Regions from separate parts of the Homo sapiens genome. Here region 2 is linked to region 1. Evidence: chromatin contacts called from ENCODE Hi-C data. All regions are on one chromosome and are shown on one strand. The core of a region is the stretch at or near the end of the contact, and the rest is flanking DNA. Distances in the headings are between cores, read along the strand shown.

Region 1 (5,928 bases), core at 369-2,868:
AGAGCAATCTATGTGTGTGATTGTAAATGGGTTCATACATTACAATTTGAATTGGATGTGGTGAACTACACTGGAGCTTGAATTACGATATTCTCATTCTGCATTGTGGATCATTGCCTTCAAAATTGGCTCTTAGAAGTGAATATATGTAAAAAATAATTAGATGACATATAGACATTGTAAAAAATATCAAAAATACAAGGAAGTAACAGTGAAAAGTAAATTTCCTTCCCACTCTGGTCTTCTTAGTTTGCAATTTCCCTTTCACAGAGCAACCACTGTTAGCAGTTTCATGCAGAGACATCCTATGCATATATAAGTATATATGCATAAGTTTTGTGTACGGAGAGAATACTATAGCTCTACCTTCCTATTTTTGCATACAAATGTGACATGATGTACACAAAGTTCTGTGATTTTTGTTCCTTTTATTCAATAACTATTACAGACCTCTCTATATCAGCATCTGTGATCTGTCTCCACCTTTTAAAACAGATTCCTAGTATTCTGTTGAATTTATATAACCATTTTGTACTTAGTCTGTCACATTTTCATGAATATTTGCTGTTTCCAATATTTTGTTAACACCAACAATGCTTCGATGAACATCATTGCATATAGTAATTTGTGCCATGTGTAAGGGGTACATTCATGTATCTTGCAAGGAGAATTCTTGCTCTAAGGGCATATTTATTTTTTATGTTGATGTATATTGCCTACTTGTTTTCCAAATAAGCTGTACAGTTTTCCCAACCGTATATGAGAGTATTTGTTTCCCAGTATTTATCCCTCTTCCCTATATTATCAATTTTTTGAACTTGCCAATCTGATTATAATTCTAAGGTATGTTTATCTAATTATGACTGAGGTTAAGCATCTTAACAATCATTTGTTACATTCTTTCCACATAACCATTTAGCTCTTCATTATACCCTGAAAGATATCCATCTTCTCTCCACTAGTTTCAAATGGAAGCTTAAATAAATTTGTTTATTTGAGTCTAAACTCTCCATTTCTAAACTCTCTACTCTTTTACATTTACCTTATTATTTACACATATCAGTACTAATTTTTGTAAAATGCATAGATTAAGACATCTTAATGTACAATAGGTTAGTGCCTTTTCTTTTTCTCAGAATTTCCCTAGATATTCTTGCTTTATTTTTCAGTGGTAGTGATGGAGTTGTTTCATAAAATAAACATTGAAATATACCTTGTTTAAAAGAGGGGTATTATCACAATAAAACAAGGAAAGCTTTATGCCTAAGTTTGGGTTAGACCTGGAACTGAAAATGGTGTGTAGGAGAACAAAGAGTACCAACAAAGGGAAGAAAATTGAATAAATGTTCCAAATATGAAATACTATTAGAAACCCAGAAGTTCCCTGGAATAAAACATGCACTTGAATGTGGAAAGTTATTAAGTAGCCAGCTAGCTCTGTAGGTCAGCATTTATAACCCCTACTTTTAAAGGCCTTGACAAACAGTGCTAAAGTTCTCACCTTAAACTTAAATTCCTTGGGCTCTTAGTACCTGTAAACATGTACCCAACATTCCTTCCCCTAGCATGCACTTTACGAGTCACAAGGAGCCATTATTAATGCATGTCCTGGTAGGAAGCATAACTTATAGAGAAGCTAGTAAGTTCTGAGAAAGAAGGAAATAAACACAGGCACCAAACCACTATCCTAAGTTGACTGTCCTTTAAATATGTCAAGATCCAGACTTTTCAGTGTCACCTCAGCGATCTCAACGATAGGGATCTTGTGTTTGCCGCTATTCCAGGTAACTATCTCTCTTTCTGGGTTAAGGTTTTCAGAGGTACTCTGAGGTACTCTGAGGACTTGATTTGCTATAGATTTATATGTGAGCAACTTAACTGCTTCTACATTTAAAAGATTTCCTTCAAGCTTTACTAGCATCTTATGATTTCTTGTATTCACTGGTCAGAGGGACAAAACAAAATGTCCAAGGCATTAGTCTTATTTCTCCTTCAATTAGTTCTATTGCTACTGAAATAACGTGATTGCAAATTTAACCTTTGTTTAACTTTGCTATGCTGTAATTTTTTAAATTCAAAATGCTATTGACACAGAACAAAATGCTATGGCTAGATTAATTTAAGACATGTTTACTATTGCCTACAACCATACTTGATGCTTGACAGTTTTTCAATGCTGACTGATGTAGACAGAACCATTTTAGGATTTATTTCAGTTCCTCTGCTCCAGCATCCCCTTCTGACTAACACGTGCATCTCTAGATCTGTGTGACTTCAATGCAAGGTATCTGAAAGATTTAGATCTAAAGTAAATTATAGCTTTCCTTACCTCTTCATAATAACTGGAAGTTTGACAGCTAATGTGTTGGCAGTGAGGTGCTAATAATTTAATACTGTGTACTATTGCTAGGGTACAACACACAGAAAAAACACGGAAGTGACTTGAAAGTGAAATACTGGTTTTATTTGTTTATCTGTTAAGCTGGATCCCAAACGATTTCATCTACTCATAAATAAACTTTCTTTATGGACAAAATGTGAATGTTCATTTTCCTTTCACTTAGTATGCAAATCTATTTGCAGCATTCTAGCAAAAAAGAATGCAACTCATTTTCTGTGCTTATAAATTGTTCATTACCATGCTCTCTGATGGCCAATTCATGGCTCCATCTGCAACTCCACAAATCTCTTTGCCCAGATAAACTTGGTGGAGTAAATACAAGGTGCTGAAGAAGATGCTTTTGGGATTAAGGGGGGAAAAGACACATCTCACACAGAACTCCCAAGTCTATCACTTTAAATTTTGTAACTTCTTACTTGTACTTTTATTTGCGTGTTATAGTCCAGGAAAATAAATACTTCAACTGACTTCATCAACTAAGTGTTCAGAGCTACACATAAATGCCGTTTAAAGACTTTCTCCTTGTACAAGGAAGGAGTCCTGGTTCAAAGGGTCAAGCAAGCAAATAGATAATAAGATCTTTAGAAAGAAGTGCCTTTTTCCTTGTGATTTAGTATATGAGATGTTGTAACCTATGACACTCAGTGCAGATAACTAAGAGCATTATTTTAGAATGCTTATAGTATTGGACTTTTCAAACAAAGCAACAAAGATGATTACTTTTTTTCTCTTCTCTGATAAAGAGAAGACTGTAAATCTCAACTGGAATGTCATGTGATCTTAAATGGACCTTACCCTTAGAGCAGGTTAAAGTCGCCCTTTCATGAATATATATTTAATGCCCATTAATGCTAATAGGCTTGACTTCTGTTTCCATGTATGTACTTGGAACTTGTTTTTTTTTGCGTGAAAATAATACTCACTAATAATGAACCTCTGACCTCTAGCTACAACATGAAAACAAAAAATGCAAAGTGCACAAAAGCTCTTTAGAGCAAGCAAAATCTGCATATAGAAAAAACAAAAATTGTCGTAAAATCCATTTATATTGGTATGTAGAAATGGAATCTGGTTCACAATATATATCTTCTGCCACTGCTGAGCTTAAGAATCCACCCAGAGATTTTTTCAATTAAAATTCTGTGTACCAACAATAAACTCTGCTATAGAGCTTTTAATTAAAAAAGCAAACGAAATGATATAAACCCACATTGTCTCTAGGCGCTGCTTGTATTAAAGGATTAGACTGATGAGATGTTTGGATTTTATTGTTCTAAACATGTGTTTCAGTTGGTGCTCTCGGACCTACCATGCGAAGAAGATGAAATGTAAGTAAACAGCGAAAAACTCCATGTTTTTATTTCGCATTTAAAAAATTCAAAGTATAAAAAAGGCTCAAGCCATTAGAAAAAGCCCAGTTGAGTTTCAAATGATCATTATAATCAGAAGAAAAGTAAATGGTTTGTAAATGCAGATGGCTCCATTTTTTTTTCTGAAAACAGGAAAGATAATTTTCATTACGATCAGCTTTGTTAAATAAATAAGAGGCCTAGTTGATTTCTAGATATTTTTGCACACTGAATTTATCTTCCTTAAGGTTTCAAGGGTACTTTAAGTTCATAAAAGAATCATGATGTCATCTATGGCTTCATCCACACTCAAAAATCACAGTGACCAAGGGAGGCAGTTTTCTGTATAACTCAGTTTAAAATACAAGCAAACTGACCAAAATTCTAACCTGTACTGTGTGTCTATTTCAAAGTGCTTGTGATATGAATTATGTGAACAATTGACTCAATTTTTTCACTTTTTGTGCGATAGACTTAATGGTTCTCAGAATTCTATTCAGGAGATGAAGAGAAGGTGCCATTAATAATGATACTGATAATTAATATCTGTAATTCATTGTGATTTAGTATCAGAAAAGCACTTCCACCCAGCACTATCTTCTCCTGCTTGCAGCCCTTACTGTTAGCAGCTGTTTTCAGTCTTCATTGCCTGTTACACTCAAAGCCATGCTCTCTGTATAGCAGGAGGCTATGACTGTATTTCACAGCAGAAATTGGGACCATTCACCTGCTTCTGGTGGATCTTCTTATTGTTAACAATCTGCTTATTAAATTTGTGCTGCTCTTTCAGCTTTTGCATGGCTCTCGATTGCTATTTCTTTACGTTAATTTTGGAACTGCTTTTTCACTCTGTCTTATGCTGTTTGTGATGTAACAGAGTATTTGATTGTTTGCATGCTTATCTGACTCAGGATTTCCTGGCTGCCCTTATCTTATCTCCTCATCTTCTGCCTTTGACCCAGACTAACAAAATAAAGAAGTTCAGAATTGGAAAGGATCTTAAATGTTGAATCTAACTCTAATCAACGTGACAGAAACATACGGTATTAAGAAAGTTTTTATGCTGACTTTAGCGGTAGCTGAGGCTACCGCTCTCCCTTTTAGGTGAAGGGATTGAAACCTAAGAGAAATAGTAAATGAGTAGTAGGGCTTCAACTGGTACTTAGGCATCACATTCTCTGGCTACATCATTTTGCAACTAAGTGTCTGTAATGGTTATCATTATTCAATACAATTGCTTTTGAGTAAAAACAAAAAAAAATTAACCCTCAAATGAAATGTAAATTGGCAGAAAATAAACACAAAAAAGAGAGTGGCTGGGAATGTAGGGTGGTCATATAAGGTAAGTAAATGTATTGAAGACGTGCACAATATCTCAAATCTTTTGTTATCGCAAGACAGTGTCAGCGGAATGAATCTGTAAGGAAAGTCATGCTGTTTTCTGAGGGAGTAAAAAGTCCCCTCCAAGAAAAATCCTCTTTCTCTAACTATATTTATACAAGAGATTTCAGTTTCAAATCACTTCTTTGATCTGAGACATTATCTCCTGATAAAATACACTACCCAGCCAAGAGACCATATTCATCCATTTACCAGCACTGCTATAAGAGAGTAACACACAAACATGGCAGATTACAGTGAAAAGGACCGTAAAGATGGCCTACTCCAAATGTCTTTTAAAAAATGAGAAACACAAAAGGACAGTAGCTTGTCCAAAGTTCACATGCAAAATGGACACAGAAAAGGGAGACTTGGATTGGAATGCAAGGGAGCATCAAAGTAAAAACATGAAACATGGATCGCCTAGGTAGAGGCCATGGTGGAGGAGGTGCTGATTAGCTAGAAATAAAAACATATGTATTAATCAACTTCTATGTTCCAAGAATTGTGCGAAACAATTTGCATATATTTTCCATTAAAACAAACAAACAAACAAAACTGGTCGACCGGGCGCAGTGGCTAACCCTGTAATCCTAGCACTTTGGGATGCCAAAGTGGGTGGATCACCTGAGGTGGGGAGTTCGAGACCAGCCTGGCCAACATGGTGAAACCCCATCTCTACTGAAAATACAAAAATTAGCCGGGCATGGTGGCACGCACCTGTAATCCCAGCTACTCAAGAGGCTGAGGCAGGAGTATCGCTTGAACCTGGGAGGTGGCGGTTGCAGTGAGCCGAGA
Region 2 (6,373 bases), core at 780-3,279, 42 kb before region 1:
CTGTGCTATCTCCTCAATTTTTCCGAAAATATCAAGCTGTTCTAAAAATTAAAGTGTATTGAAAGAATTTCACCATTCAAGGGAGCTTACTAAAACTCTATTTTCCACATTTATGTAAAATAAATTATAGAATATATAGTATGTCAGATGCAATAAGTTTTATTGAGAAGAATAAGGTAAAAAAAAAAGAGAAAGTGCTGGGGATAGTGCAATTTTGTATATGGTCAGAGAAGGTCTACTTCAGAAGGTGACATTTGAACAAAGACTTAAATTAGGCAAGACAGTAAATCATGCAGTTAACTGGAGAAAGAGATTCCAGAAAGATAAAACAGCAACTGCAAGTGTCCTGAGGTAGGAGCAAACTCTTCCTGTTTGAGGAACAGCAAAGACGTCAGTGTGGCTGAAACGGAATGGACAAGGGGAGGAGGAGGAGTCGGTGAAGTGAGAGATACAGTGGTTGGCCAGAGATACAAAAGGTTGGCCTTTTAAGGTATTTTTTCTCATGCCTAAAGTGGGATAGGAAACTGCTGGAGGAATTTGGGCTGGGGATTACCGTAATCTGATCCATTTTTAATGGATCTCTTTGAGTGTTTGGGGAATCATTGACTGCAGGCAGAAAGGCAGAGCAGGGGACCAGTCACAAAGCCATTGCAACAATCTGGATGAGAAATGATGGTGGCTTGGGCTAAGGATTTAGAAGTAAAGTTTGCAAGGAACTCTTGACACTGGATGTATTTTAATTGTAGAGGCAATGGACTGCCCACCTATTACTTCTCACAGCCCCCCACACTCACCCCAGCCTCACCCAAACATTTTCAGGAACTGATGCTTCTGCCTGACTCCTTCCAGGTCTTTGCATGTAGGCCTCAGATAGCCTTCCTCTTTGTAACCTACTTAAAATAAACTCCCTTTCTCTTTGCTATTCTTTCTTAGCAACATGTTTATTTCTTATCACTATTTGTCATTTTGGCACTTCTGTTTTTTTTGTCTGTCTTTCCATCTACTCTATAGGCAGTATGAAATCAGGGACCAAATTTGTTTAGTCCAATAATTTACTCCAATTGCCTAATGCAGTACCTTAAACATAGTAGGTGCTCAACCAATACTTGATGTCTGTATTTATGAGTTTTTCCAATCATTATATCAATACCTACCTTGGGCAGGCCCTTGGTCTAAATTTCACACTCTTGCCCCAGATGCCTTGCTATGGATTCCACAGAGAAACACTGATAAATTTTTAACCTGTAGTAGCTGTTTCATCACTAGTCTCAATGATAGAAGCTCATTGAGTGGGTCTCTATTCTGCTCAACTGGAGTAAAAATAGGCACTGCTTAGCAACCAGCATTTTGTACTGTGCTTTCTCCTCTGAGAAAGGCAGAGCAATGCTAGGAAAGTCAGAGCAATGCTAGGACTCAAACAGTGAAGGGATTTAGGAATGGGTAAGTATATTAAAAAATTGGATAAAAGTGTTTTTGAGAAAAAGCTCCAAATGGTTGCTCCAGAAAGGGTGAGAACATAACATGCTAATGATGAAAGGATCCCCTCGGACAGAAAACCTTTGCATTTCCCAAATTAGATAGTGCACTCGGGTCATAGCACAGAAGGTTCTTAACATAAACCAAAATGGACTAATTGCGCACAAATGATTAAGCTTGATTCATTGTTCTTATAGCTATACTCACCAGTTGTGGAAATAAAGTTAAAACAAAACTAGAAAGTGGCTTTGTGTGTTAGTCTGTGGCTTTGGTTTTGATTTTTAATCCTAACCTGCCAGCCATTGTATCCAAACCTCAATTTTGTTTCTGCCACTCTCACTACACCTTTGTACAAATGTGGGAAAGTCCCTTTTGCTCAAGACTCACTTTTCTCAACTGTCAAGGAAGGTGATTCAGTGACCTCCAAAGCCACCTACAGATCTAAAAATAACCACCTGTCCAGACTGTCTGGATAAGCCCAAGTGGCCAGTAGCCTGGAGAGTCATGTGCCCAGCGTGGCTTTATCTGCAAGCTTGTTCCCATCCTCTGTCAGTACCAGGACACTGAATACACGGCTTCAACGCAGGTTGCCAATCACCTACAGCTTACCTGCTCCCTAGAGAGTTGCCTATTGTTTGCCCTGTAACTGCAGACCAGCTCTGGCCATCTTTGCTAACCTATGACAGAGGTCTGAATGCCTTCCAATTTTATCCCTTCTTTGGTACTCCCTCCACCCTAGAGTACCATACTTTCCCTATATCTGATAGTTACTCTTTTGTCATCATTAATAATTCTTTATATTCAGCTTCCTCTGTTTAACCAACTAAGTGTTTCCTATCTATCTTCTGATTAAACCTAGACTATTGGATCATTTGAATTAAGTTTGTAATACATTTCAACGGAGTTATTTATTAGAGAAAGGGTGAATCTCAATCATGGGGAAAAAGTAGCATCTTAGAGAATATTATACTTTGGAGAAGATAATTTTTAATAATCATTGATCTCAGACTCCTCCTAATTGACTTAATGAAGCAAGAAAGGAAAACTGACAAAGGCATAGCAACTAACTTTAAGGAGGAATTACGTAGCAACTTGAGTCGCTGAAAAGTGCGTATTCAATTTTGGTTTGAAATTCTGTCCCTTCTCCCCCTGTTTTGAATATTATGAATCCACTTGGAATTAAAATAGAAGAGTAGGAAATGTCAATACAATAGAGAGTAAAATTGTCCTGTTACGATCCTTAGGAAGTAATTGTCTGGAGAGGTCTATCCCTTAGGAGCTTGTATATTATCCATCTCAACTTGGAGGGAAGTCTCTGACGGGCGAGACAGGATTTTGTTTTATGCATAATTTGATTCAATGTTTTTGCTACTGGGTAAAAACAAATGAGATGATTTATAGCTACATAGTAAAGAACCACAAGATCTGTATAGGATTGAAGCTAAAGGCTGTAGTTTAACGGAACTAAATGAAAGTTGGGTCTTCAGTAGATTTATATTTCAAGACAAGTTCCTAAAATTTTACAGCTCTCCCCAAAGGAGAGAAGGTTTACTATTTTCTTAGCAAAAGTTATGTGTATTGCTTGTCTCTGCTGATTTCTCTTGGTGAAAGTAGAATCCTTAATGAATTTTCAGAGAGATTAATAAATACAGAGGATTTGTTTTCTTAATCTTGCTTTTTCCTAACAGCGCCTAAGGATCTGCCATGAGCTGTGCCTACAAAAAGCCATAAATCTGGTCAATTCATCTTGAAAAGATGAATCAAGTCAAGTGAGTGAGAAATAAATTAAAAAGGATGTTAGCTATAAAACAGCTTCCTGCATGATTCAATTTATCAGTTTGCAAATGTCAATAAGTGTCTTATACAGTATTATAAATAACCACAGACAATGTGACATGAGTTTACAAAAGCTATAAGCATATATTATCATCAGCACATAATCAAAAATAAGCTACCATATTAATATATATAATATATACACATATGCACATGTCTTAAATTCACTTTAAAAGATTTACAATAAACAATTACAGTATAATAGTAAAAGTATCTAATAATTATTGAGAGCATTCTACTTGTGAAGTACTGTAGTATTTTACTTATATTAGAGATTAAGTAACTCGTTTCAGGTCATACAGCTAAGAAAATTGGAATTGTTATATTGGAATCCTGCTGTGTCTGACTCCAGAACCATTTTTATGCACAACCAAGGCTGAAAGGAGACTGGAGATCATTTAGTGTACACCCTGTGTTGTTGGGTAAAAAGGACTGAGAATAGAAATGACTTGTAAAAAATGGACCCACACGATCAAACCTCAAACCTATACTTTCTGGTTCCTTGTCGGTTGTTTTCCATTGCATGAAGCCCATAGGAATATTAAATTGTACCTGGTGCTGTGAGTAAGTGTTTCTGACTCTGACTGTGTGAAAGGAGGTGGAAGGAGCAGTAGTTTAATTAGTTTAAGGCTGAGGGTATGGGATTTGCAATGTTCCAGTGTAAATAATCAGTTCAATACCTATTTATCGATGCTTGCTATGGAAGAGTTACTATACCCGGTGCTATGGGAGAACAATAAATCAATCACATATAATTCTTCGCTTCAAAAACTCATAGTATAGTTGGGGAAATGTATAAGTCTGTAAAGTAGTTTAATACATGGCAGCCCTGTTTAAATCCATATAAGATTTTTTTAAAGGAGTAATGGCTTGGGTAATTAACTGCTGTGTCTTCACCAGATTATAATTTCCATGGTACATTGGTTAAGAGCTCGGTCTTTGAATTTACACTCCCTCTTGAGTCTGAATCTGAGATACACTGTTAGTTAATTGGATGACATTGGGCAGATTGCTAATTTGCCTGAGCTTCATTCAACCTGTATTTAAATGGGCATGGGACAATAAAAGCAGTCACCTGCTAGGGTAAGATCAAATTAGATCAGGGGGAAGGAAGGAAGAAAAGAAGGAAGGAAGAGAGGAAGGAAGGAAGGAAGAGAGGAAGGATGGAAGGAAGGAAGGAACGAAGGGGGGAGGGGGGAGGGAAGGAAGGAAGAGAGGAAGGAAGGGAGGGAGCGCTGTCAGATATAGAGGAGATATCAATTAATTTCATTAAGTGAAGTAGTTTTTGGCTCCATGAAAGTCACAGAAGGTATCTGAGCTAAGCTTTGAAGACTGTAGAGTTTCAGTATGGAATAGGATAATTTATCCAACTTCAAATTCTGTCTTATTTTCAGAGTTGTAAGAAATTTATAAAAATGAAAAGCTATTTTAAAACCTTCTTCTTTACCTCCGTTTTCACCATTCTTGATGGATAAGCAAGACTTTGTATCCTAAAGTCTAAGACAGGGGTTGTGAACTTGCAGCCTGCGGGCCAAATTTAGCCATAGACATGTTTTGACTCACTCGTGAAGGTTTTTTTAGACATTTAATATTGTTTACCAACCTTTAAGAAAATTGTATAAAAGTGGCATTTCCTTTATCTTCAGGACTGGTGGGAGCAGCCATGAATAAGTAAGATTGAGAAACTATTTTCCAAGGTTTCTGGGCTCTGCAAGCCCTCCAGTTTCCTGCATGACTCAGAAGGAGCGGGGAGACCCCTTTTCCTCTTCATGATGGCTGAGATCAGGCAAATCTACATATATTTGATGCAGGGTAACAAAAAATGTGAGTTTTTTGCATATAAACAACATGTATCATTTTCACAAATATGGTTATATGGGGAAAAAAGGAATTCTAGGTTGAGAGAAAAGGCAAAAAACAAAGTATTCTCAGGGAAGGTAAAAGGTGAAGAAATAGTTGTGTGGGGTGGAGTGAGGTGGTAATGAAGAGAGGAATAAAGTGGGAAATGTAAAAAGGGAGATGTAGTCAGATCATAGAAAGTCTTGAATGCCAAACTAGGGAGTACCTCTTAAGCTCTTTCCTCATTCCTATTTCCCTTTGAAAAAGTTTTAAAACTCTTAAACACATATACCAACCTAAATAAAAATTAAAATGAAAGAAAAAATATTCAACCATAATCCCACTCAATTGCAGTAGCTTTTTTCCCCGTATTCCTCTTGAGTTCTTGTTAATTATTTATTACATTCCTTAAATATTTCCTAAAACATAGTTATAAGAGGGATGCAATGTGAATAAATGATTTGGTCCCATAACCACCTCTCAGTCCAATAGTGCTTTAATGCTTGGTTTTACCATGTGCTTCGATACATATTATTATTCAAATCCCACAACAACTCTAAAAGTGGCTGAAATGATATTGAATTATGTGGAACAACCCTAGATGTGGCCGCTCCAGTAGCGGATGGCCTGAATATCAAGTCACAACACCAACAGGTGAAGCTAAAACAGCAAGCTGGGGCACATTAGCTGCCAGGGCCCGTAGAGTTGCCTTAGATGAGGATCCATTCTTAAAACGCTAAGTTCCAGCTAGCAGATGGGGATCACCAACCTCTACTACCTAGAATAGGAGACTGAGAGAGCACAGCTTGACCTACCTCCCCAGGCACTGTTTGATGATGGTGGTGATGAAGAAGACTCCCAATTCAGCAAGCCAGAACTCCTCAGAGATCCACAAGCCATGCAGAACCATTCTGAAGTAATAATTTCATAGACCTATACTTTCCAATCGGGCTCTCAAATCTTTGCAGAAAATTTGAAGTTCATCGTTTCAGACCCTGCCTGGGTCAGTGGGAAATAATAACTACTAGATTTTTATTGTTTTAAAACCGGCAGTAAATTTGGAAGCAGAGCTCAGCTTCTGTAGCCTGCCCAAGAGAGCTGAAAATAGGACTTGCTGGCAGAGAATGTCATCTGCTGTGTTAGAGATTAAAACAAAAGCCAGATGGGCTCCAAAGACAGAAGAAGAGATGGGGCAGATGGGAAATGCCCACCATGGGCTATA

The links. A loop is a pair of places that touch in the nucleus more often than their neighbours do. Pooled maps may share reads with other maps.
Region 2: a loop to region 1 is called in a pooled map, with 2.6 times the contacts of the local background. The contact joins the enhancer-like site here to the promoter of TMEM207 in region 1. A Hi-C loop is called at or near these places in 2 of 168 maps with a recorded cell type or tissue (endothelial cell of hepatic sinusoid and ovary) and 4 of 50 pooled maps.

Annotation. Positions count from the first base shown.
Region 1 is chr3:190,445,591-190,451,518 of GRCh38, reverse strand. TMEM207 (transmembrane protein 207) reads left to right here and starts at 1,618. Exons shown (of 5, transcript NM_207316.3): 1 at 1,618-1,784; 2 at 3,692-3,729. The coding sequence starts at 1,710.
Region 2 is chr3:190,487,294-190,493,666 of GRCh38, reverse strand. No RefSeq gene overlaps it. Among named protein-coding and RNA genes, the nearest start is that of IL1RAP, 24 kb to the left of the region's middle. Within about 2 kb of position 2,029, at least 4 of the 41 ENCODE cell types and tissues checked have a DNase peak (open chromatin) inside an H3K27ac peak, as active enhancers do.